3 separate regions of the Mus musculus genome follow, and all the other regions are linked to region 3. Evidence: chromatin loops called from intact Hi-C (ENCODE). Cell type or tissue: left cerebral cortex. All regions are shown on one strand.

Region 1 (8,000 bases), 460 kb before region 3:
GTTGGTCCTCAGGAGCTGACCACCTTGGCTTTTTTTCCCCCTTTTTGGAATTATTTATTTACTTTATGTATAGGAGTACGTTGTCCCTCTGTTCAGATGCACCAGAAGACGGCATTGGATCCCATTACAGATGGTTGTAAGCCACCATTGTGGTTGCTGGGAATTGAACTCAGGACCTCTGGAAGAGCAGTCAGTGCTCCTAACTGCTGAGCCATCTCTCTAGCTCCAATCAGCTCCACTCACCTTGGCTTTTCAAAGGCTTTTCCTCTCACTGGGCCCTGTGTCTGTCAGTTAAACGAGACTGGCATGGAACACATGCACATAGCATACCCAGGGTCTCGCATAAGTGCTAGGGAGCAAGTCAGCTCTCCTTGCTTGTGTGGCAAGCCCTTTACCATCTCCCCAACTCGGTGTGCAAAAACGTAATAATGCAATTTAAATTGCCATGACAACTATAAATAATGCTATTGAAGTTATATAGATAATTGGTAATCACAAAAAGGTAATCACTGAGCGAATAAATGAAACCAGTCCCATCAATTAGGGAGATATGTCTCAGTCTTGCATGTATGTAAGAATAAACAGACAGATCAATAGACAGGTAGGTAATAGATGAAAGATAGATGATAGAGATATAGATAGATGATAGATAGATAGATAGATAGATAGATAGATAGATAGATAGATAGATAGATAGATAGATAGATGTGTAAAAACCACGTGTTTATGATTTATCCCACGTGGCCCATTCCCACTGCCATGACTAATCTCCTTATATTCATTTTTCAAACCTATGGGATACCAGAAAGAAGCCTAACCATACTACCCTCTCTCCAGCTTCTCAGTCTCAGAGTTTGCCATCTATACATTTGATACTATCCAGTGTCCTACCAATGATTCTGATTCTAGAGCTCAGGGACTTGGAAAAGAAGACTCCTTCCTGTCAGCATCTCCACATACTTGCAGGGTTCACCTAGGGCAGGAAGCTCAAGGTCCTGTGCACATAGCCATTGCTGGGTTCTCACCTGCAGCCTGAGGTGAAGGTCATAGATTTCTCAGGAGGGAAAAGTGGCCTACGTATCTTTCTTTTATTTTTTCAAGTGAGCACTTATTCATAAACTCATTAAAACTTTTTTCTTAATAAGCATTTCCTAAGCTCCTAAAACAAAGTCCAGATGTCCCAGGCCTGAGTAGTAACTTTCAGACAGGTACTAAACAGACAGGGATGCTAAACCCTAGAAAGGTGCCCCTTAGAGAGGGGTTGGGGGAGGGCAAAATGAAAATATAAAAGGTACCTAAGGATCCCATTACCGCTAACAAAGCTTCCCCACCCACAGGAATCCAGCACACTTTCTAATGGCTGGGAACACTGCTTAAGAAATGGTTCCCACTTCCTCTCAGCGCACGGTCACTAGTTTCCACCCACCGAGGTGCCTGCATCTCCATATCTGGTTTTCTGGAGCTCTGATGAATCCACAGAGGGCTACACTAGACCCAAAAGGGGTTGTTTAGCAGCACATTCCCTTTGGCACATCGCTGCACACACCCACACCTCAGTCCCTTGCCTTCTTTGGCTGCTTCTTGACCTTCTGCTGATCTTAATGGCATTGGAGCTTTACAAAAACAGTGCTGTCTTCCCACAGCAAAGAAGTGTTCTCAATTCTCCATCTACCATGATCACAGCAGAGAAAGCAGATGAGAGGGTAGACAAATGTGTGTCTCTGGTTCAGGCTCCTACCTAGCTCTCCTTACAACCACTACTTGGGTTCCTCAATGGCCCCCTGATCTCAGGTAGCCTTGACACATGTCCCTGTTCAGCCCTGCTGGAAAGCGGGCCCTGATTCCACAGAGCACCAACAAAGAACCCTTGCTTGCTTCTGTAGTATTCTTACCCCGATGTCGTCCACTCATTAATTGTGAGAAAACATTGCACAAGCAAAAGACAGCCAACAAAACACTCGGTGAGCACCGTCCAGATGTCCCAACATCATGAAAGATAGAGAAAGGTGTCACAGAGCTAAGAAGACCTAATATAGACATGGCAGCAAAATGCACACTGGTGAGATTAAAGCCTTTGGAGTGGCCCACAGCCTCTTTCTTGCTGGTGTGCATTTCTGTGAAGTCGTGTGAGACATTCACAAGGTGAAGTTGGGTAGACAGGTGCTTCCCGAATAATCTTTGTGACACTGCTGTAATTCTCCAACCTTTCCAAAATAAAGGGATTTAAAAGAAGCTGCCACACAAAGCAGCTATTGCCCCCTCACTCTTTGTCATCTTTTGTCGACTGCTTTCAGGCCTTGGGCAGAACAAAAGAGAGAACAATGCTCTTTGCTGGTTGGGCACACCAATGATCAAAGAGATAAGATTCTTAATGACAAGGGCCACAGCCTGCTACCAGACAGGCCATTAGGGTAGGTGGCTTGCATTGGCCCTAGGCCCACACTCCCTCTCTCCCCTCCTCCTTCCCTCCCTTCCTCCTTTCCTCCCAGTGGCCATTCAGATGACCTGGGTGAGAACAGAGCTTCTCAGGAAGCCTGAAGTTCTGAGTCCAGAGCTTAGGAAGGCTCTGAGGAAGCCTCTGTGCCTTAATGTCCCCAAAGTCAGCAGGCTCATACCCAGCTCAAAGCCAGCAAGTCCACTCTCAGATTAGTGGGTTCTAGATTCTTCTTCAGGGAGAAAAGAGAGTGGAGTTGAAACACCCTTAATACCCTAATTCTCTCAAAAGATGATTCAGACTTTTGTAGCTTCATTAGCATTTGCAGATAAAAATACATTTTAAGTGGCATTATGCTAAGTAATTATTCTTACAAGATGTGGAATTAAATACATTTCCCTCAGCATGAAATTATTCCTGCCACGTACTGAGTTGGGTGACAGCTTAAAAAGAATTTGGACAGGGGGTTGCCACGAAAGGAAGAAGCAATCTATATTCTTGAGGCGGTGGGGGGAAACCAACCCAAAATATCCACCAAAGGTAAAGTCCTTGTAGCAAAATCATTTTGGCTAGATGGAATATTAAACCTGCTACTATAAATTTCACGCTTTGCATTCCTAAAGCAGACGCAGAGAAATGATGCCAAAAATTAATCAGAAATAATGCCCGCCTTGCACGCTTTTTCCAGTAGGGGGCAGAACAGATAAGACTGTGTGCGCTGGAGACCTCCCTAGACTGATAATCAGGCTTGTTTGTAATTGCCTCTGTAAAGATATGTAGCCGCATGCTTGAATGCTTATTTACATTTTGGGATGTGGTTGGGAATAGAGGCTTTCGATTTAGAACTTTGTTTCTGTCTCTAAGTACATGGGAGACTTTCAGCTGTCGCGAACCTTGTATTTACCAATGCATGGTGTTCAATTGCTGGATTTAATTGTTACAGTACAGTGAATTATTCTATTATTTCTAACTATTTTTTATCTGGAAAATTCAAACTTTCCAGGCTTTAGGGCAGGATAAAATGGCTCTGAGCATGTCAGCGTCTCAAGAGTACATTATTTTCTTATTGGATTGCATTAACTTTACAGATGAAAATTTGAAGGAGAATTAGAAGGCTTAGAGATGGAAAATTCGGAGAAGAAAAGAATTATGTCTTCAGATTTCTGGAGGGGCTAGCTGGTAAGTCACTCTGAAGGCTGATGGAGCTAATTCCTATAGCATAGCAGACCTGAAGACTATCACAGACAGGCGCTGAGTCGTTAAGCAGGGCATGAATCTCGGAGAACAAGAGAATTGCCAACACCCTGATTATCCAGGGTCCACCCTCCTCTTGTAGCCAGCACAGATTTTTCTCTTTTTTAAGATTTATTTTGGCTTTAAATTATGCATGAAGCGTGTGGGCTCGAGAGCCACGGCATGTGCGTGGAAGTCAAAGACAACTTAGTGACCTCAGCTCTCTTCTTTCACCTTTCTGTGGGCTCCAGGGATCGAGTTCAGGTAGCCACGCTTGGGCCTTGGCAAGTGCCTTTCGCTAGGCGAGCCACCCACAGGCCCTCTAAATGCATGCCTCGCTGGTAACTTTCCACAGCCTGGGAGGGGTTTTTGGCCCGTTCCACTTAGTTTAAAATACAAACATAGCCTCCTGCCTCAGATGCACAGAGCCACCCCTGAAGGGACAGCTACATGACATACATAAACAAACATTCACCTGTAAGTGCTCTAATTGACTGCAAGGCAAAGCTGAAGGAAAACAGAATGTAATAAAACCTAACAGGCAAAAAGTAAAGACAAAAAAGACTGTAGGCCTCCTCCTGCCAAGAACTCACTATTTCCTGAGTATCCGGTGGCGGGGAATGGGCAGCCACAGGCGACCCAGCCCATGCTGTCTGATCAAACCTTCTGTAGGCATCAATCTGATGGGCCTGGAATCCTGGCTGTCACCCCCCCACACACACACACAGCTCCTTCTCACAGCCTAGGGCTCTGCAATAGCTTTAGATGCCACCTCAGGATCGTGGGACCTAAGAATCATAGGTGGGAACTGCCACAGAGCTTCCAGGCGAGGGAGGAACACCTAAGTTGGACCAAGGTTCTACTTGGCCCTCTATGCCAGCGGTTCTCAACCTGTGGGGCGTGACCGCGTGGGGGGGGGGTGTTGCAATCAGATATTTACATTATGATTCGTAACAGTAGGAAAATTACAGATCTGAAGTAGCAATGGAATGATCTAATGGTTGGGGCTCAACACAACATGAGGAGCTGTGTTAAAGGCTTATAGCATTAGGAAGGCTGAGAACCAGTGCTCTGTGCTCTTTGTAGTTTTAAATTTTGTACTGTGAATAGCTATTATGGAATCTTCAAGGCAATAGACGGTTGGGTTTTTGTTTGTTTGTTTTTTTTGTTGTTGTTGTTGTTTTGGGTTTTTGTTTATTTGTTTGTTTGTTTGAGAGAACAAAAGAAGAAAATGGTCTCAATCAAGGCAGTGCTCGATTTGTGAACATGAAAAATCTGACTTGAATTCCCTAGAACTTGTCAAAAAAAAAATCTAAGCATGGTGGAACACTGAAGAGGTAGAAACCAGTGGGCCCCTAGGGTTCTCTGGCTAGCCAGCCTAGTCAACTAACTAGGCACATTCTGGGCCAGTCAAAATACCTGTCTTAAGAGAAAAGGTAGCCAGAGAAGTGACAGCTGAGCCAGTCCCTGGCTACCACAGATATCATAAGCACGCTTCCTCACAGACATACAGACATACACTGGGGGGTGGGAACAGACAGGCGGATGGGCAGTTGGACCTACAGACAGACAGACAAACATCACAGAGAACTGCAAGCTGAGCCGGCAGAGGAATGACTTGTGGCGCCCTCCTGTCTGCTAGGGTTTCTTGTTCTTGTGCTTACGGAGTGAGTCTCCCTGCGAGGGTTGTGCACTGTGCATCTTGTTACCACGGTCCCTTTGAGATCTGACTTTGTAGAGTTCCATCACTAGCATGCTTCGGTGTGTGCTAGGTGACAGAGCAGAGAGAAGCGCTTGTCAAGGGGAAGGTAGCGGTAGCGTTAGAGGAGTTCACCCTGCGGGATTCACGGTTTGGGCTTTAGGCTGAGCTCCCAGCCTAAATGAGAGCCCACACACATACGGGTTTTCTTGTAAAGGACAGACCTGCCCCCAGCAGGTTTGCTAAGAAAGATGTCTTAAAGCAGCAGAGATGGCTGTCACAAATACACAGACATGCACGGGGGTGGGGGTGGGGGTGGAGGGTGGGGCAGACAGACGGACAGCAGAGTTGGCTGTTGGAATCGTAGAAGTCTCACTCAGCTCCACAGGACCAGACCATCTGGAACTGCAGTTTTCTTCAGCCAGGAAGTTCCTTGACACAGTGGGAGCTAGTGCTCCAGACAGCACAGCTACTCCCAGGAAGCCACCACAGTCAGAGAGTCACTGCAATGGCTACATGCAGAATTAGCTCCGTACCAGACAGAAGCCACGCCGGCCTCACCTTCACCACATAGGCAGGTCACCATAGGTGGTGTATGACAAAACTTTTTCTGGGGACACTCGTGCCTGATAGAAACCCCACAATAAACCAGGAGGATTACAGGGTGCACCTTTAATCCCAGCACTCAGGAGGCAGAGGCAGGCAGATCTCTGAGTTTGAGGCCAGCCTGGTCTACAAAGGGAGTTCCAGGACAGACAGGACTATACAGAGAAACCTTATTTCAAAAGGAAAGAAAGAGAGAAGGGGGGGGGGGAGGGAGAAAGTGAGGGAGAGGAAAAAAGAAGAGAGAAAGGAAAGCAAAGGGTGATGGGAATTCCTGTTTCCTTTATGAAGGTGACTACGAGTCCAGAGAACATTCACCACGACATTCATTAGAAGGGAGGAGTGAAAGGTGTCCACCAGAGCATCTTCTGATTCTCCTCAGAGCTCTGTGTGTGAGTTATATAAGTCCTCAGGAGCCTGCAGGCCTGGAGCAAAGTCATGCTACAGGAAGAGAACTGCTGACAATAGCATCCTGGTACCCCAGGGACCTGAGAGAGACTGCCCAAGACACACTGCTCCAAGGCTGGTGGAAGCTGGAAGTGAACAAGAAAGGTAACGACTGTGATAGGACAAGAGGAACCACAGACTGCAAGGGGGACAGGAAGTGCACAGAGCCACCACAAGGTAATCCTGCAAGCCACTAAGGGAGATGCCCACATCCATGGAGAGTCACCATGTGAGTCCTGCAGAGGAAGGGACTGTTATCAGCTGTGCTAGGTGCTGTCTCAGTGTACCCAGGGCAAGCAGGCCAGGTGTCCCAATGTTTTAAGATCCTCGTGACTTTCACCATTGAGCGTTTACTCTTAACACGGCCCACTTACCTTTAAACACTTGCTACATGTCAGGTATTATGGGATACAAGCCAGGAGGAGCAGTGGTGCATGCCTGTAAGCTCCAGCATTTGGAAGGTAGCCACAGGAGGATGGAAGGTCGAGCTCATCATTGGCTACCTATGGAGCTCTGGGATAGCCTGTGCTAAAGAAGACCTTGTTCCTCACCATAAGCCAAAGAAAACAAGAAAAGAAAAACTCAGAAAACAGAAAAGAAAACGAACCACAACCTGTGGCCTTTTTTTTGCAGGCATGAGGTAGGTAAAAGAAGCAATTACAAGCTAGGGATGGTGGCGCATGCCTGTGATCCCAGCACTCAAGAGGCAGTGGCTGGTGGATCTCTGTGAGTTCAAAGCTAGCCTGCTCTAGATATCGAGTTCTAGGCTACCAGAAGATACAAAGTGAGATCCAAAGAAGAGGAAAGAGATACGCAGGAAGAGGGAGAGGAAGCAGCGGCTATTACAGGCCAGGCCAGCCGTAGTGACATGTCTGGAGGATGAAGCAAGGGATGTTTGAGGGCACCCTGAATGACATCATAAGAGTCCTCAGAAAGCAGAAACAAGTCAAAGGGATGGTTGTTTCTATGGAAAGAGAGTCAAAGGCAGATGGTCCGCAGCATACAAAAAGAAAGTACTTCTAGCTTGGACATCTGTAACTGAGTGAGACCTATTCTCTGAGACCCAGCTGGGGCTGGCTAGTGGCTTGCTCCACATCCCATTCTTCTGGGGTTCGCAAAGTGTGCCCTTTGCATCAGGACAATAAGCTAGCAGATAAAGATCAACTCTGCCAGCATGTCTCTAGTCCCTGCCAACATTTCACTGGCAAAGGCATGCCCTCTGCCCTGCCTTGCCCCACCCAGATCAAAGTCAAGGGTAAGCAAGAAAAGTGTCTCAGGAGGCCGTGCTACTCTGCTGTGAATGGGACAGGCAAAGAACTAATTGTGACCCTGTCACCCAGTTTAGAACTATATTGTAGCCATTGGCAGCGATGAGCATCTTCTACGGAGACATTGTATCCCTCCCTGTGGCTCTCAGAGTATTGAGACCATGGTCCCCAAGAAAGTGGAACTTCCCAAGAAATTACATGCAAAAAGGAAAAAGCTGGTGCCAGCCAGAGGGAAGACTTGTTCCTGGGAAGAGATTTCACCCAGCTGACAGCTTACCAGGACCATGAAAGAGAGACTGGAGATGAGACCCTGGTA
Region 2 (8,000 bases), 400 kb before region 3:
AAATTAGGATACCCACCAGACATGGTGGTCTCCAAAGTAAACAAGCTTCCACAGACTGACACAGCCCTGGAGAGCCAGACTACAGAACACCAAGACAAGGCCATGGAGGAGGAGGACGCTGGTAGCTCAGACACACAAAAAAATGTTTTTCCCAAGGAGCCATAGGTTGCGTTGTTCTTAAGCCTCACATAGTTGTTTTTGTTTGTTTGTTTGTTTGTTTTGTTGGTGGTGGTGGTGGCAGTGATGGTGGTGATGGTAGTCGTTTTTTCCAGACAAGGTGTCTATGTAGCCCTGACAGTCTTAGAATTCTCCAGGCTGGCCTCAAACTCCGAGATCTTCCTGCCTCAGCCTCCCAAGTGCTGAGATTAAAAATGTGCACCACCATGCATGGCTTTGCCTTGTGTGTTTTTGTTTTATTTTGTTATTATCATTGCTACTGCTGCTCTTGCTTTAAAAAAGGTTGTTTTTTTTTAATTTAATGGTGTGTGTGTGTGTGTGTGTGTGTGTGTGTGTGTGTGTGTGTGTGTGTTTTCCATCTAATAGAGTCTTTACTGTCTTTACTCCAGTAAGGAATTTCCTTTGCTTCCCCCACCCCCACTCTTCCTCCCCTACCTTCCCCTACTCTTCCTCCCCCCCCCCCCCAAAAAAAAAAGCTAAAGCAGAGCCAGCCTGCCTCCGTTTTAGGCTTGGAAGCCATCTTACAGTAAAGACAAACTAGGCTCATTTCTGTTTGTGATTATCTCTGTTTCTCAAGGGCTGGGCTATGCCCACCTGTCACCTTAACTGCAAATGGTTCTGTGCTGCTTGCTCCAGGATATAGCAACCAGGCCTTTGTTTTAAAAAGTTGTTTTTAACCATTTTGCAACCCTACCTTTGGTTCAAAAGATTGTTTGACTACCTTGTTCTGACTACCTTGTTACAACCATCTGCTATCATGCCTCTCTTCTGCTCCTGAAACAGGAGCTCGTTATGGCAACCTTCTTATGCCTCTCTTCTGCTCCTGAAACTCAGCCTATTTTGTACAGCAAATCCCACATTTGGAAGCCCCTCCCCCCGAGCTATAATAACCATGTATTCCTTACATTCAGTACTGATTTTTTGAACCCTGATTTTGATTTTAGGGAGAGACAGCCCATGTACATGAGGCATATATATATACATACACACACACACACACACACACACACATATATATATATACACACATCCATATATATGTATGTATATATGTACACACACACATATCTATGTATATATATAATTAATTAATTTGGACATGATGATTTGGGTTGGTGGTCTTTCTCTGGAAAGTCTGGGATTAACATTAGCCTTGTCCTCATAATTGTCTTGCCTTAGCCCCATAAGTGATGGGAGTGGAGGCCTGAACCCCCACACCTGGCTAAATACCACATTCCTTAGAAGTTTTCAAGGAGGCATTTTGGAATCTCCTTCAAACGTCAGGTAAGTCATCAGCTTCTAGATATTAAAACTCAGAGGTTTTGTTCAGGGATGAGGTAGATGCTCCATCGTGGAGAGAAACATTGGCTCACCTACTGAACAGGGAAAACAGCACCTGCAGCTGAGGGAGACCCTGCCCTCGTACACACTTACATCTTATTTTATTTTCAGCAACCAGAAGAACCTTAGGGCTTTGAAGTATTTTGCACTTCACTGTAGCCTCTGTCTGGGAGGAAATGGGGTAAGTAGGCTGTGGCGATGGGGAGCCCCTGCTCCACCCCGCGTGCCCTCTGTTGTGAGGGAGAGACAGGGTGGGTTGGAATATGGGTAGGGATGGGGATATTAGTCTAGGGCTACCTGCTCCTCAGAATGGTTGACAATTTATGAAAGAAAGGTAAAGTCTCTTCTAGCAAGCAGTTGCTTTTAGGGAACACCTACTCCGCAGAGTGAACTGTTGTCCCTGGACAATAACCCTAAAGGGATACAGCCTCAAAAATGTGGTCCATAGGTGACCAGTGTCCAGGAATCTGAGTCGCAACAGGGAGACCATTTCAGAGGGCCTGAAGCAGACAGGGGACCATTTACCTCAGCGTACTTGAATGCTTATAGTGCCAGGAGGTGAGGAATGCCATCGGAGGCGAGGAGGGGGCACATGATTATCCGCGCTTGGTTGTCCTAAACGGCGGTCCCGCAGAACCCGATTATACTAATAATATTTTCACACACAAAAGGAAAGGCACCATTGCTGGATATTTTGTTTTGAGCAAGTGTCATTTTCTCCCCCATTTGGAGGAAATTTAAAATGTAATTTTGTTCTTTCCCTTACCTAAAAAAAAAAAAAAGTCATTCTCAAAATGGCCCTAAACGCCAGTTATAAGACTCTCATAGTGAGGTTTTAGGACTAAGATGTAGGTAACAGTGTTTGTCCTGACGGCTTTCAGCCTCAGGTGAGTTAGCTTTTGTAGCCCCCAGTTCAGAGTCCTACCAGGTTCAGCTCCGGGATGAGCAGGCTTCCTGGTTTGAGTCTGTATTCAGTGTTGCAGGCCCAGTACAGGTTGCTGGCACTGGGCACTGGCTCGCTTGCTTCCTGGGACACGCCCTGTTGCTGCAGCTGTTTCCGGCTCATACAGAACCAAGAAGGAAAGCTTCTCCCCCAGCTAGGCCACACCACTTAAACCAAACCAAACCAAACCAAACCACACCACACCACACCACACCACACCACACCACACCACACCACACCACACCACACCACACCACAATGATCTCTGTACTCTCCTCATTTTGACCTGCCCCCACCCTACAGGAGTGAGGTGGCCCAAAACCCTTCCTCCTTCAGAGTGATTCCTAGTAACCCCCAGAGTCGTTTTTCTAATTAAATAAACCTCATCTCGTCTAGCTTCCTGGTCAGCATTTTGAACCCCCTACAGATGGGTCTGAAGGATTAAACAGCAAATCCTCGGCGACCCAGCTCTGGCAGATGGGCGGCATGTGTCTGATAAATACTCGGTCGGGGCTGCTTCCTCCTGTTCCTAACAGATAGACAGAACACCCAGCAAATTAATTTTAAAATGGTGCCCCTCGCAACCCTTAAGTGGCAAAGGAGGCCAAACACAAATGATATGAATTTCATATGGGGAGCACATTATCACTTCACAATAACTGAGAAAAATAACCTGTAGAGTAATCGGGACCTCAGGGGGAGGCTGGGTCAGGAGGTTTATGCTCAGCCCAGAGAGCAGGCCGCCAGCACCCCTGGGGTCCCACCTTCCAGGCTTGTGCTCATTTGCATGTCTTTCTGCTTTAGCCTTTCCTCCTGGCACTTCGGGTGCCTTTGGAATTTGAAGGCAAGATGGACCGGAACATAGTACCTGTATGCGTTTTGTGTTAGAAAAAGGCTGGATGTATCAAGGGAAGGCACAAACAGGTCCCAGTCATTAGAAATGTTTGCATTGAAGGATTGATAACCTAGCGTCCTAGAAAGGAAATGGTGACTTCAACTATGAGAGAAGGGTGACTTATTTAAGGAGATGCTATTTTGAAATGCTGCAGAACAGCCGACAAAACCCGGGGGGGCTGCAGCTCCGTAGATCCAAGTCTCAAGGATTAGGTTGTAAAATGTCCAAGTCTCTCTTTCCCTCTGAAAAGTGCAAGCATAGTCAAATATCTGCATTCAGCATTAAGAGCTATGCATGACAGGCAGTGGTGGCGCTTGCCTTTGATCCCAGCACTTGGGGGGCAGAGGCAGGCAAGCCTTTGTGAGTTGAAGGCCAGCCTGGTCTACAGAGCAAGTTCCAGGACAGCCAGGGCTACACAGAGAAACCCTGTCGAGAGAGAGAGAGAGAGAGAGAGAGAGAGAGAGAGAGAGAGAGAGAGAGAGAGAGAGAGAGAGAGAGAGAGAGCTATGCTTTAAAGGGGGAAGTTCCTCTCTACATACAAAGGACAGGACTCAGTCCTGGAGATCACTTACCTAAGGACATGCAGCTACTTTCTTGAAGAGGGCACAGCCAGTTCTCTAGGGTTTTTATCAGTCCTCAACTGGGATGGTGTCTGCAAACAAACGTGAATTCCTATAAAGTGACTCCAGGGACTCTTGGAGGACACTAACTTGAGGTGGCTGTCTGAGGGGTCGCGGGGATTTGTAGAACAACGTGGACTGGTTCTAACTGACCACTATAATCTCTGTGCCTTGCTTAGCTCTCTTTTTCTTTCTTAAAAAGGTGACTAGATGTTTACATTTTTGCTCTGGACTGTCCTAGTTTGTCTGCCTTGTCCTGAAAAGGAAGTGGTCTGTGTGATGAGCTACACGTCACCTGACATGTTTTCACTGCTTACCTCCCTGCACTAGAGAGCCAGCAAAGACTGCAGAAACTTTCTGTGTTTTCCTCACTGTATCCTCAGTGCTTCATCCAAATCCTGCTGATACATGGCAGGTGTTTAGTAATTGGACTGTACGTACGTAAGTATGAACGTATGTATGCATGTATGTATGTATGTATTTTATGGTACTAGGAACCAAACTAAGGAAACTCTAGCAATGAAAAGTTCACGTCCTATCACTGAGCTCCACTCCCAACACAATTTGTATATTTAATATTTTTAAAATTTACTTTATTTGTATATGTACATGTGTTTGCCATGTATGTGTGGTTACCCTCAGAGGCCAGAAGGGGGTGCTTGACCCCTAGGAGCTAGAATTACAGGCAATTGTGAGCCACCCAAAGCACAGATGCCAGGAGCCAAAACCAGGTACTCTGGCATCAGAACACACCTCTAATTATTGAACTATCTTTCCAGCCCTCTGACTCATATATTTAAATTTTTATTGTTATGATTATTTTTCTCTGTGTGTGTGTGACATGTGTGTGTGTGTGTGTGTGTGTGTGTGTGTGTGTGTGTGTGTGTATGTGTGTGTGTGTGTGTGATGTGTGTATGTGAATGCCCAGGAAGACCAGAAGAGAGCATGGAGCCTCCTAGAATTGGAGTTATGTGCTGTTGGTGCTGGGAACCAGACCCAAACTCTCTAGAAGAGCAGGAGTTTAGCTTAACTTACGGGGCAACATTTCTCCACTCCATAACTTATGTGTTTTAAATGAGTAAAATGTATGACCTCAGAAGAGTAAGTTTTCTTGTTTGATTGATTTAAACATTGTTTAAAATTACATTTATTTATGAAGTGTGCACATGAAGAAGGTTGGAGGACAACCATTAGGAATCGGCCCCCTCCTCCTCTCCTCCCCTCCTCCCCTCCTCCCCTCCTCCCCTCCTCCCCTCCTCCCCTCCTCCCCTCCTCCCCTCCTCCTACCCTGTGGATCTTGGAGACGGGCTCAGGCTTGGCATGGCTGCCTTTACCTGCTTGAACCACCACACCACCTGTGTGTTTGTTTGTTTGTTTGTTTGTTTGTTTGTTTGTTTGTTTTAGACAAAGTCTCACTGTATAACCTAGGCAGGCGTTGAACTAATGACCTCCTGCCTCAGACTCCTAAATGCTGGCTTTCAAGAGCCAGGTAATCCACAAAAAGAAAGACTTCTGCTTCTGTGTCTCTTATCCCTTGGACAAGTCCCTGAATTGCTCTGCTCTCTTCCTGGACTCGTCCTGACTGATAGACAGCAGAGCCAGCTCTGCCAAGAGATGATATCACTCACCAGAAGAGAAATGCAAGGCACAACTACCCCAGCTACTTGTGTTTGCCCACCCTAGTGATACAGGACGGAAAACTTGTGGTGCTGTGGATGGAGTGTGAGCCAGGTACCAAAGCGCCCTGCTGGGGCAACTCCCAGAGAGCTGCCTGTTAGGAAAGCATCTGGGGCAATCTGACACTTCCATAGTGACCCAACAATTCCAAGTACAGGATTTTTTTTTCTATAAAAATACTAATTGCTCTAGAAATGGTTGTGTATGTCAAGCAGAAACTAGTTAAATGAATTATCAAACCTCCATTGAGAGGGAGAGAGAGAAAGAGAGAGGAGAGAGAAAGAGAGAGAGAGAAAAAAAAGAGAGAGGAGAGTTTTTATGTAACATAGAATGATCTGCCAAATGGATCACCAAGCTGAAAAGCAAACCCAGTGTGTGCCAAGTACACTTCCACATTTTTAATATGGCTGAGAGTGATAAATGGCACAAATATAGAAGCTTAGATGTACATAAAACACGCCCTGGAGTGACATCCAATCCACACTGCATACCCTTGAGAGAGGAACTAAGAGTCTGGGAAACAAGTGTGGAAGGGAAAAACTTCTTAATAGATCCTCTGTGAGCTCTGCATGTGGAATCAGCAACTAGCGCACGCAGAAGAAAAACCACAATGGGCCTCAGTGACTACCTGTGCTCTACACCAGTGGCTCACGCCTGTGGGTTGCAACCCATTTGGGGGTCAAATGACCCTTTCACAGGGGTCACATATCAGATATCCTGCATATCAGATGTTTACATAATGATTTATAACAGTAGCAAAATTTTAGTTATAGAGTAGAGACAAAAACAATTTTATGGTTGGGGTCACCACAGCATGAGGAACTGAATTAAAGGGTCACAGCATCAGGAAGGTTGGGAACCACTGTTTAGAGGATGTTGACCTAGGCATGAAGATTTGCTAGGAGTCTTTGTGATATACCATATGCTCGGTCCCTGTAATGGACATGCAATGAGAAAGACTTTAAAGTTGGCTAAGTGACAGCTGCCAATAAAATAATATTCCGTACAACTTGCTAATTCTATGAAAAATATAAACATACAGAAGAAGTTATTATGGTGCTTAGAATCAGAAACTCACATCTTTATAGCTACATCCTAGTAGTTGGTCTAAAGATGATAACCCTAGACAAAGAGGTTGCATATTAATAATTAATGATAATAATAAATAAGAACTAAGTGTACTGTCCTAGTCAATTCTTCCATCATAGTTGCTCCTGACTTTGGCTTTTTGTTTGTATTTATGAGGTGGCCTGCAGTGTTTGTTTGTGTAGGGCATGATTTCCTGAAGCTAAACCAAATGCAATGGCCTCAGAGTCATACCACGTTCAGATTCCAGTACTACAGTTACTAACTATGAGATATTAAGCAAATAACTTAATCCTTGAGTCCCTTGTTTATAAAGTGAGTTTGTCCTGACACGTGGAATTGCTGTGGGGGTGACTGGAGATCACTCATGCAGAAGGCTTGGTGTGGCCACTGGATACAATGAGCTCTTCAGGAGTGACATCATCTCTGTCATCATTGTGCTCCGTAGTCTGTCTCCCTAGCTTAATTATAAGTGGCATCAGCTGCCTTTTTTTTTAAAGCCAGTTCTTGTTTACAGCATGCCTGATATGCAAGTAAGCACTAAGAAAGTCTGACTGCTTCATACAAGACATCAAAATGTCTCTTAGGTCCAGCCCTTTATGAAGATAAAACATAACATCTTATAAATAGTACAATTAGACCCAAAATAGGTTAAATAATTTCGTTTTAAAATACTCTCTCTGTACAGCACAACGTTTTTGTTCTTAGAAAGGTACAAATGGCCAGTCTGTGGTGGTGCATGCCTTCAATAATCCCAGGACTAGGGAGGCAGACACAGGTAGATCTCTGAGTTCAAGGCCAGCCTGATCTGCAAAGCGGGTCCCAGGACAGCCTGCAGAGAAAGCCTGTCTTAAAAGCAAAGCAAAACAAAACAAAACAAAACAAAACAAAACAAAAATCAGCATAGGGTCTGGAGAAATGAATCAGTGGTTAAGAGCACTTGTTCTTGCAAAGAAACCAAGTTTGGTGTCCAGCCCCTACATGGTAGCCCACAAACATTAGTAACCTCCAGTCCCAGGAAATCTGATGCCCTCTTCTTACCTACTCGGACTCCTGTACACATGTAGTACACATACATACATTCAGGCAAAACACTCAGACATGTAAAGTAAGGTTTAAAACAAAACAAAACAAAACAAAACAAAACATAAAGCAAAGTAGGGGGACTGGAAAGAGAGCTCAGTAGTTACGAAATTGGCTGTTCTTCCAAAGGATCCAGGTTTCATTTCCAGCCCCTATAAGGCAGCTCACAACCTCCTTT
Region 3 (8,000 bases):
GTATGTCTTGCACATTGAGCAATGGTCTCCTCTTGTATTTCCCCACGTTGCTCCTCCCCACCCCTCCCCCTTTCATTAATTCCCTTTGTTTCCCTAGACAGTTTTGATTCTGTTTCATGCCATATATACATACACAGTCTTTATATACTCGTATTCACATATGAGAAATGGCATAGTCTCTCTGAGACGTGATGTCATGATTCCCAAATACTTCCACCTTCTTGCAAATGACCTGACCTCATTCTTTATGTCAACCCCCACCATACGTACAGATTAAGAAAGACTTACGATGTGAGGCACCATCACTGTCTTCCCCCAAAGTCCTCTGTGGTAAGGAGGTGCCAGCACCACTCACACTTGGGAAAGGGCTTACTTACTGCCTCAAAGTAGACCACGAACAGTGGGCTGAGCCTGAGAGGAGTTCTTCAGTCCTGGGTTTACAGAATCCCAGAGTTGAGGACCACCAAGAAAACAGCTTTTGGTTCATAGGCCTTCGAGTCTCTTGTCTTTGTCCATTAGAACCTAAGACGTCATCTTTTCAGGTTCAGAATCAATAAAAGGTGGGGGCAATGTGTTTTCTGTGCTTCCGCATGTGACTTCTCAGCTATTACAATCAGAATGGTGATCCTATGGGAAACAACATTCATTACCATCGATTCCTAAGTGTTAGCCTACACAGCTCTCCTGTACAATTCAGAAGCAGAAAGCGACACAACCCACTTAGAGAACATGACCAACAGTCCAGATAGCCATGCCAGTGGGGAAAAAAAAGTGATAGAAATGGAAATTTCTGCCCTTAGCCCACTGGTGCTACCCTCCTTCGGGCCACCAATAAGCGTTATGATCAAAGGAGAGGCAATTTAAATTTGTTGGGCAGAATTTTTTCCTCCAGCCCATGGGCAAGGCTGTTTTATTTGCTTGGCCCTCTCTAGTCCTAAAACTATTTATGGTCAGATATTACCAAATGTGGGGAGAGCCACAGAAAAAAATTACATTTCTTTTAACCAAGGGTAGGGGAAATAAGTTAATTTCATGCTATTTCTTGAGGTCAGATAACAAAATGCACAGTTACCCAGGAAGAGAAATCACAAGCTTTTCTTCCCAAGGTTGTGAGTCTTGAAAGTAAAAACCGCAGAGTCCAGACGCTGGGTGAAGCTAAGCCTTAAGAGACCCAGAGTTTGAGGGAGAAGCCCAAGCCAGCTGCTCCCACCTTCAGCACACAAGGCCCAGGCCAGTGAAACTCTTACTGGCAATTTGGGCTCCTGTAGCCAAGCTCGACTGAGGGCTGCCATGGCGAAACCAACCCTGGGAGACACACGGTGCCAGGGAAGGCTCTGTTCCACTCTACAACGAGCACGATTCCCTGCAAGGGAAATGATGGCGGTGAGATCAGGCGGGACGTACCGGCTAGGAAGAAGCAGTTAACTCAGAGTAGTACGGAAAGCTCTTGGAATGGGAGGACATCTTAGGAGTTTTTAATGAGGTCAGTTTATGAGAGTCCTAAGGTATCATGTCCTCTTGTCACCTTATAGTGTCTCCCCTCTAATTTGACGTTCATGGGAACAAAGATGTTTGACTTGCCTAAGACATAGCAAGTTGATGGTGAGGTGGGACGGGAAAAAAAGGTCACCCCCCAAGGTCAGTTCCCTTGTACCTAAACTTCACTCTCTGGTTCTGGAAGGGAAGAAACAAAGTAGCATTCAGACTAGAAATGAGTTTACTATGTTTGCAGCCATCATTCTGGAGTCAATTCAACCTATGGACTATAGAATTCCAAAGGCTGCCTCAGTTTTTCCCACAAATCCTGTCTCCTTTTTTTCTCATTAATACCCACTAGGCCAAGAGTTTTGCCCTAAATTCATTAACTTAGAGGCACACTCTAAGAAGAAACCAGGCTTTTGAGTGCAAAGAGTTGAAACTTTCTTCAGGACAGTTGGTAGTAATCAATACATACCAAATAAAACCCTCTTCCCACAAGGGGTGACTAAACTGGCCTCAAAGATGCCTCAAAGAAGTGTCTGAAGGCCACCCCCCCCTCTCTGTGTGTATGTCTGTGTGTCTGTGTGTGTCTGTGGTGTTGGAGATTAAATTCATAGCTTTGTATACTGTCAAGAATGCACTCTTCCACTGGGTCACCCCCAATGGAAGCTTTTGTCTTTGTTTTTTTGTTTTGTTTTTGTTTTTGTGGAGCCAAAGAAAACTGGTGAGCATGACTTTCTGGGTAGTTTACTTGTGAAATAATGATTCTCCCATGATAGGAACATCACAGTTTCCTGGAAGGCTTGCTTAAGGCAGACTGCTTGGCCCTATCCCCAAAGCTTCTAGTTCAAGAGTTCTGGGTGTAGCTACTGGTGACTTAGCATTTAAACAACTTCCCTTGATTGATGCCTATGCTGCTGGTCTGGAGATTCCACTCTGAGAACCACTGTCCTAGATCAAGAGCACAAGAGTAGTCTTGGGGCAGGAGACAACGAAGAAACATGTTTCCTATTTAGTTTTTCTTTCTCTCTCTCTCTCTCTCTCTCTTCTTCCTTTCTTTCTTTCTTCCTTCCTTTCTTTCTTTCTTTCTTTCTTTCTTTCTTTCTTTCTTTCTTTCTTTCTTTCTTTCTTCCTTCCTTCCTTCCTTCCTTCCTTCCTTCCTTCCTTCCTTCCTTCCTTCCTTCCTTTCTTTCTTTCTTTCTTTCTTTCTTTCTTTCTTTCTTTCTTTCTTTCTTTCTTTCTTTCTTTCTTTCTTTCCTTCTTTTTACAGGTTAGAAGCCTCACACAATTCTGACTGACAACCCTAAACCCACCAGTGGGGCTCTGCTTTACCCAGATGTTGCATTGATTGAATGTACTGGGAGACTCTCACATCCCCAAGAGCGAGGGATTAAGGAACCTACAGTTATGATGGTGTTAAGACGGAACTCTGGTCTGACACGAAGGATGGAGACACAAACTCAGTTTTCCATCATTTCAGTCTATGTGGTCCAGACAGACAGAACATCCAATGAATGATGTTCCCAGGCACCATGGTGATGACCTCGAGCTGTCACCTCAGTTGGGCCTCAAGTCAGATCAGCACCTCTATTTTAAAGTGGTGCCCACAAACTGAGTGCAACTTGTATCATCTCCAAATAACCCACTCCCTTCCTTGCCGTGCCACTAACATTGGCAAGGCAATTTCACGTGTGTCGCCACTGAAGTCCCAGGTGGGCGTTAGAAGTGGTATGGTTCCCATTTTACAGATGGGACACGGAAATCTGCATGAGCTTCACCCAAGGTCGAGAGCTGGCTTCCAAACCAGGCTGCGGGAGCTCCGTACACAGTGCCACAGCACCTCTCAGAGGTGGCAGGGCGGAGGTACAGCGAAGCTCTGACACAGCTCATCAACATTCTTGACAAATGAAACAACAGAAAAACAGAGCAAGGGGCAAGCTGTTCCTGCCATGGAGGAGCAAACAAAAGCAATTTGAGGAAATTGGATTTTAATTAAAAAACAAAAACAAAAACAAAAAACAAAAAACAAAAATCATTTGTACAGCGATTTCCAAATAACACAGTAAAATTTATTTCCTACCTAAACCATCCCACGGGGTCCATACGCAGGCCCTCATTCACTAGGGCCCATGATAGACTTTAATCCTCACTTTGGCTGAAGTTTTTACTTTAGGGTTAAGGCAGAAGAACCATTCCTGCAGGAACTAAAATGGCTTTGTTAAAGGTGGTCAGCTCCCAGGACCCGGTGGCGTTCGGAACGCTGGGAGAGAGCTTTAAATATGTATTTATGAAGATGCACGTCCCTAAGCTCAGGCTCCTCCTTGCCTCTTATCTCCCTCACGTCCTGGGTCAGAGCCAGCCCTAGGCAAAGCTGACAAATAGTTTATTTTCAGCACTTCCCCATCCTAATCTGCACTCCCCCCACTTCCCTATAACCACCCCAGGTGTTTCTTTCTCCCTGCGTCCCTTCAGCCAAACTCCATTTTCTGGCCTTCCCAATCAAAACTTGCCCTCCAGAAAGGAGATGATCAAATTTTTCACACTCAAACCGATGGAGCACAACTTGAACTGCACATTAAAGACACCTTTCATTTAAACCACACACACACACACACACACACACACACACACACACACACACACACACACACACACACGTGCGCGCGTGCGCGTGCACGCCTGGCCCGGACCCCACCCCCATCCTTGACCAGCTGCCCGAGTCTCTGACAGTGGGTATAGGTATGGAGAGAACACTACCAACAAAGCGGTACTCCCTGTGTTTCCAAGCTGCAGCCAGGGCTGAAAGTCATAATATATCCATTCATGGAAAGGCTCATTATGTTACCCTTTCTGGAAATACCTTTTTTTTTTTTTAATACCATAATGAAGCCTTAACAGTGGGGTTTTCAGACAAGTTGTGAGTTTGATGCAGCATAACAGAAGCTGTCGAGCAAGGAATGACCCCTGTGTTGAAATTGCTCCCTGGGGAGGGAGATTCCTTTTGCAGGGCTGGGAGGTATTAAGCCAAGTAGCTTTCTGCTTTCAGATCTGCTATATAGCTGAGAGTGACTTTGAACTCCTGATCCTCCTGCCTCTGAGATCATCACCATCATCATCAGAACCTGAATTTGACTTTATTTTATCCCTCTGTGGCTGGCTTCCCCCACACACGAAGTTTTGTCTGGTGTTTCTGTTGCCAGCACTCATTCCTCCAGTTGTTCTAGTTTGATTTTCCTGTGGTCAGACTGTTTTCCTCGAGATCTGACTCAAGATAGCTGTCTAGGACTCTCAGCCTTCCACTAAGGGATTAAGGGGCCCTGGTGGCGGTTCCCAGTTTACCCCGCACTAGAGTTAAGGAGAAGCTGGTCCTACCTCTCAGGATGGACCTCACGGTAGTAGTTCAGTAAATGGATTCAAACCTGAGGCTGAGGCTGCTGTGTTATGTGACTCATCTTGTGCTGGTGATATCTGTCAGTACTTTTATAATAACATCACTCTTTATATAGGGGCAACTACTGGGCAGAAAAAAAATAGACAAATATCTGTGGCACGAGTATATTAGAAATAATAAAATTCATTCATTTATTTACTTACCTATTTTTATTTTATTTTGAGATAGGGTGACAGTGTGTATTTCTGGCTATCCTTGAACTCACTCTGTAGACCAGGTTGGCCTTGAACTCAGAGAGATCTGCCTGCCTCTGCCTCCTGTGTGCTGGGATTAAAGACATGCCCCACCACATCTGGCTTCAGAGAAAATTTAAAAGGAAGAAGAAAAAACAGCACCCTTGCAAGAATGACCCATTCCTACTAAATAGATATTAAACTTCTTTTTTCAGCTATCAACCCAACCAAGCCCCTATATAAATCAGGTTTTTACTGATTTCATTAGGTTTGGTTGCTTCTGGGTAGGCTATACGATATATATATACATACATACCAACAACATCACTGTTTGTTGAGCATTTTCTATACATCTAGCATCTACTGTTACCTTTTATTATAATTTCTTTCATGTGAGGAGCACACTAACCCGCTTATTCATATAGTGACCATGAGCTTTCTGCTAGAGAAAGGGAAGTGTCTGGTTTTGGTAGACACATGGGTTCGGAATGAGATGGTTTAAGTTTGAATGTCTGTCCTGTGCATATTGATCATGTGTCTTTAGACAAGTGCTATTCTTTCCAAGCTTCAGAGTTGCTGCTTCTGTAAAAGGTGGATAAAATACAGTCATAATTCATCAGAACACTGACCACAAACTTGGTGGGTCTTCCTCAGGAGTCAGAAAGGTTTGAGTACTCTGTGCTAGATGTGTGCAGGGTTCTGAGTACTTCCTGCCATTATCTCATTAAGAAAACCCATTCATTTATTTATTAATCTGGTTAGCAACTCACATAGTCAGTAGATCACTTCATAAAGTCGTGCTAGGCTGTGAGAGCCCACAGGAAAGCGGAAGGGCAGGCAGTAAGCAAATAATGAGTCTGGAGGTGGTGATAACTGAAGGGGTGAGTGGTATGCGACTGTGTGTGTGAGTGTGCATGTGTGTGAGTATATGTGCATGTGAGTATATGTGTGAGTGTGAGAGTGTGTGTGAGTGTGTAAGGATGTGTATGTGTATGTATGTGTGTGAGTGTATGTATATGAGTGTGTGTATATATGTGTGAGTGTGTATGTGTGTGTAAGTGTGTATGTGTGTGAGAATGTGTGTGCTATGTATGTGTGTGTTATATGTGTGAGCGTGTTGTGTGTGTTGTGTGTATGTATGTGTATATGTGTATGTATATGTGTATATGGGTGTGAGTGTATATGTGTTATGTGTATGTGAGTGTGCTGTGTGTGTGAGAGAGTGAGAGTATGTTGTATGCAGAGGGAGAGGTTGTGAATTTGGAGGAGTCAATGGCTACAGTTAGCAGGCAAAGATGACACTAAGACACCTTCAAGGAAGATGCAGTAAGAGTGTAAGGCAGGGGAGAAAGAATCCTTTGGGCAAAGGAAAAGCCACCTGTCTGGTCTGGTTCCTGGGATGAAGGCCATCATTGTCTGTTCCCTGGCAGTCTAAGGAGTCTGGATTTAATCCTTGGGCTCAGATTTAGCTCCACCTATCACAGGTCTCAGAAATCCTCATTAAGATTTGATGACTTTTCTACGCAGTTCTCATGAATCAATCGGCCACAGCTCAGGCAAGTGGCAGTTTATAAGAGTACTCAGGGGGCTGGCGAGATGGCTCAGTGGGTAAGAGCACCCGACTGTTCTTCCGAAGGTCCAGAGTTCAAATCCCAGCAACCACATGGTGGCTCACAACCATCTGTAACAAGATCTAACGCCCTCTTCTGGAGTGTCTGAAGACAGCTACAGTGTACTTACATATAATAAATAAATAAATCTTTAAAAAAAAAAAAAAATAAGAGTACTCAGCCGCTCATGACAAGAGCCTGAAAGTCTAAAGGCTGGAAGGATATGGACTGATAGCTGGTTTCCAGCAGATAGTCTGACATGATTTCCCTGTCAATTTTTTATTAGCCTTTAAATACCAAATACACAATTCCCTAAACACCCACACACACACCCCGCGCGTGTGCGCACGCCAAAGAGCCTTTGGAAATGTTAACAGACAGCAGTACTGTAAACATTCACTTATCACATTAGAGTATATTCTAAACACAAAAAGGACCCATTACTCTTTTTTTTTTTTAATCACAGAAAGTTTTGCTCACACAAAGCAAACCCATAGCCCTTTGTCTCACCCAGGTCCCCACTCCAAAGCTTCAATGTCTCCTGGGAAGTGTTTTAGCCCTGAAGTCCAGAACCTTACAACGAAACAAGTCAAATATAACAAAGACTGTCTTTGCTCTGAACCAGGGATCACAGCATTCTCTCTGTTTCAATAGTTTCCAAACGCTTCGCAGTGAATGTGTTCTACTTTAAGAATTTCCCAATTAAAGACCTCAGAATGCAGACAAAACTCTGTCACTCCGGCTTTTCCTTTCCTCCTCTCATTTCTAAGGCCAGTTTGTTTTATTCAGGATTGAAGAAAGGACAGCAAGGACAGTTCGAGGGACAAGAAGCACGTTCCATCCCTACCGTAGAGTGCACCCCTCACTCTGATCCCTCTGTTTATATCTTAGTTTTGGACTTCTTGATTCCGAGATGATGGTTTCATCATGTGGGCCTTTTATGAAGAGTATTGCCCCAGTTGATGAAAACAATAGGCGCACAATGGCTGCACAGTGATCTAGTCTCCAGAAAAAGCGTCCATGGAGATCTACAGGGGGAACAAAGGCTAGGGGACCGTTCAGTAACATGTCTCAAATGTGCTTCCAACAAATTACACAGAGGCATCGGCGACAATATTTCAGCCACCTGTAAACAGAATGAATGGTTAAGGCTCCATTTGATAATTGTATTAGAAAATCTTACAAACTGCTTCTTTTCTGGTTTAGGGAAAAAAAATTAAATCACAGGGGGGAAAAAAACGTCACTTCCTGGTCACACTCGTACACAGCAAGAAACATTTTAATTGT

Evidence for each region. A loop is a pair of places that touch in the nucleus more often than their neighbours do. Peaks named below come from ENCODE experiments on the same cell type or tissue, not always from the same donor. Only the 100,000 strongest peaks of a DNase experiment are listed, where the experiment ranks them.
Region 1: it touches region 3 in a loop (19-fold over the local background); 15 of 42 quality-filtered maps call a loop at or near these places.
Region 2: it touches region 3 in a loop (2.2-fold over the local background); 3 of 42 quality-filtered maps call a loop at or near these places.

The regions. Positions count from the first base shown.
Region 1 is chr14:48,521,191-48,529,190 of GRCm38, forward strand. It overlaps a transcript of Tmem260 not described here. Among named protein-coding and RNA genes, the nearest start is that of 4930572G02Rik, 36 kb to the right of the region's middle. In left cerebral cortex, a CTCF peak has its summit at 3,124 (motif pointing right); DNase peaks (open chromatin) are centred at 3,119, 4,008, 5,521 and 5,770.
Region 2 is chr14:48,577,638-48,585,637 of GRCm38, forward strand. No RefSeq gene overlaps it. Among named protein-coding and RNA genes, the nearest start is that of 4930572G02Rik, 21 kb to the left of the region's middle. In left cerebral cortex, a CTCF peak has its summit at 4,627 (motif pointing right); no DNase peak of the experiment used is centred here.
Region 3 is chr14:48,982,580-48,990,579 of GRCm38, forward strand. Gm36024 (a long non-coding RNA gene) reads right to left here and starts at 2,526. Exons shown (of 2, transcript XR_383418.2): 1 at 1,073-2,526; 2 at 1-627. In left cerebral cortex, a CTCF peak has its summit at 3,335; DNase peaks (open chromatin) are centred at 3,302 and 3,866; H3K4me3 peaks cover 51 bases.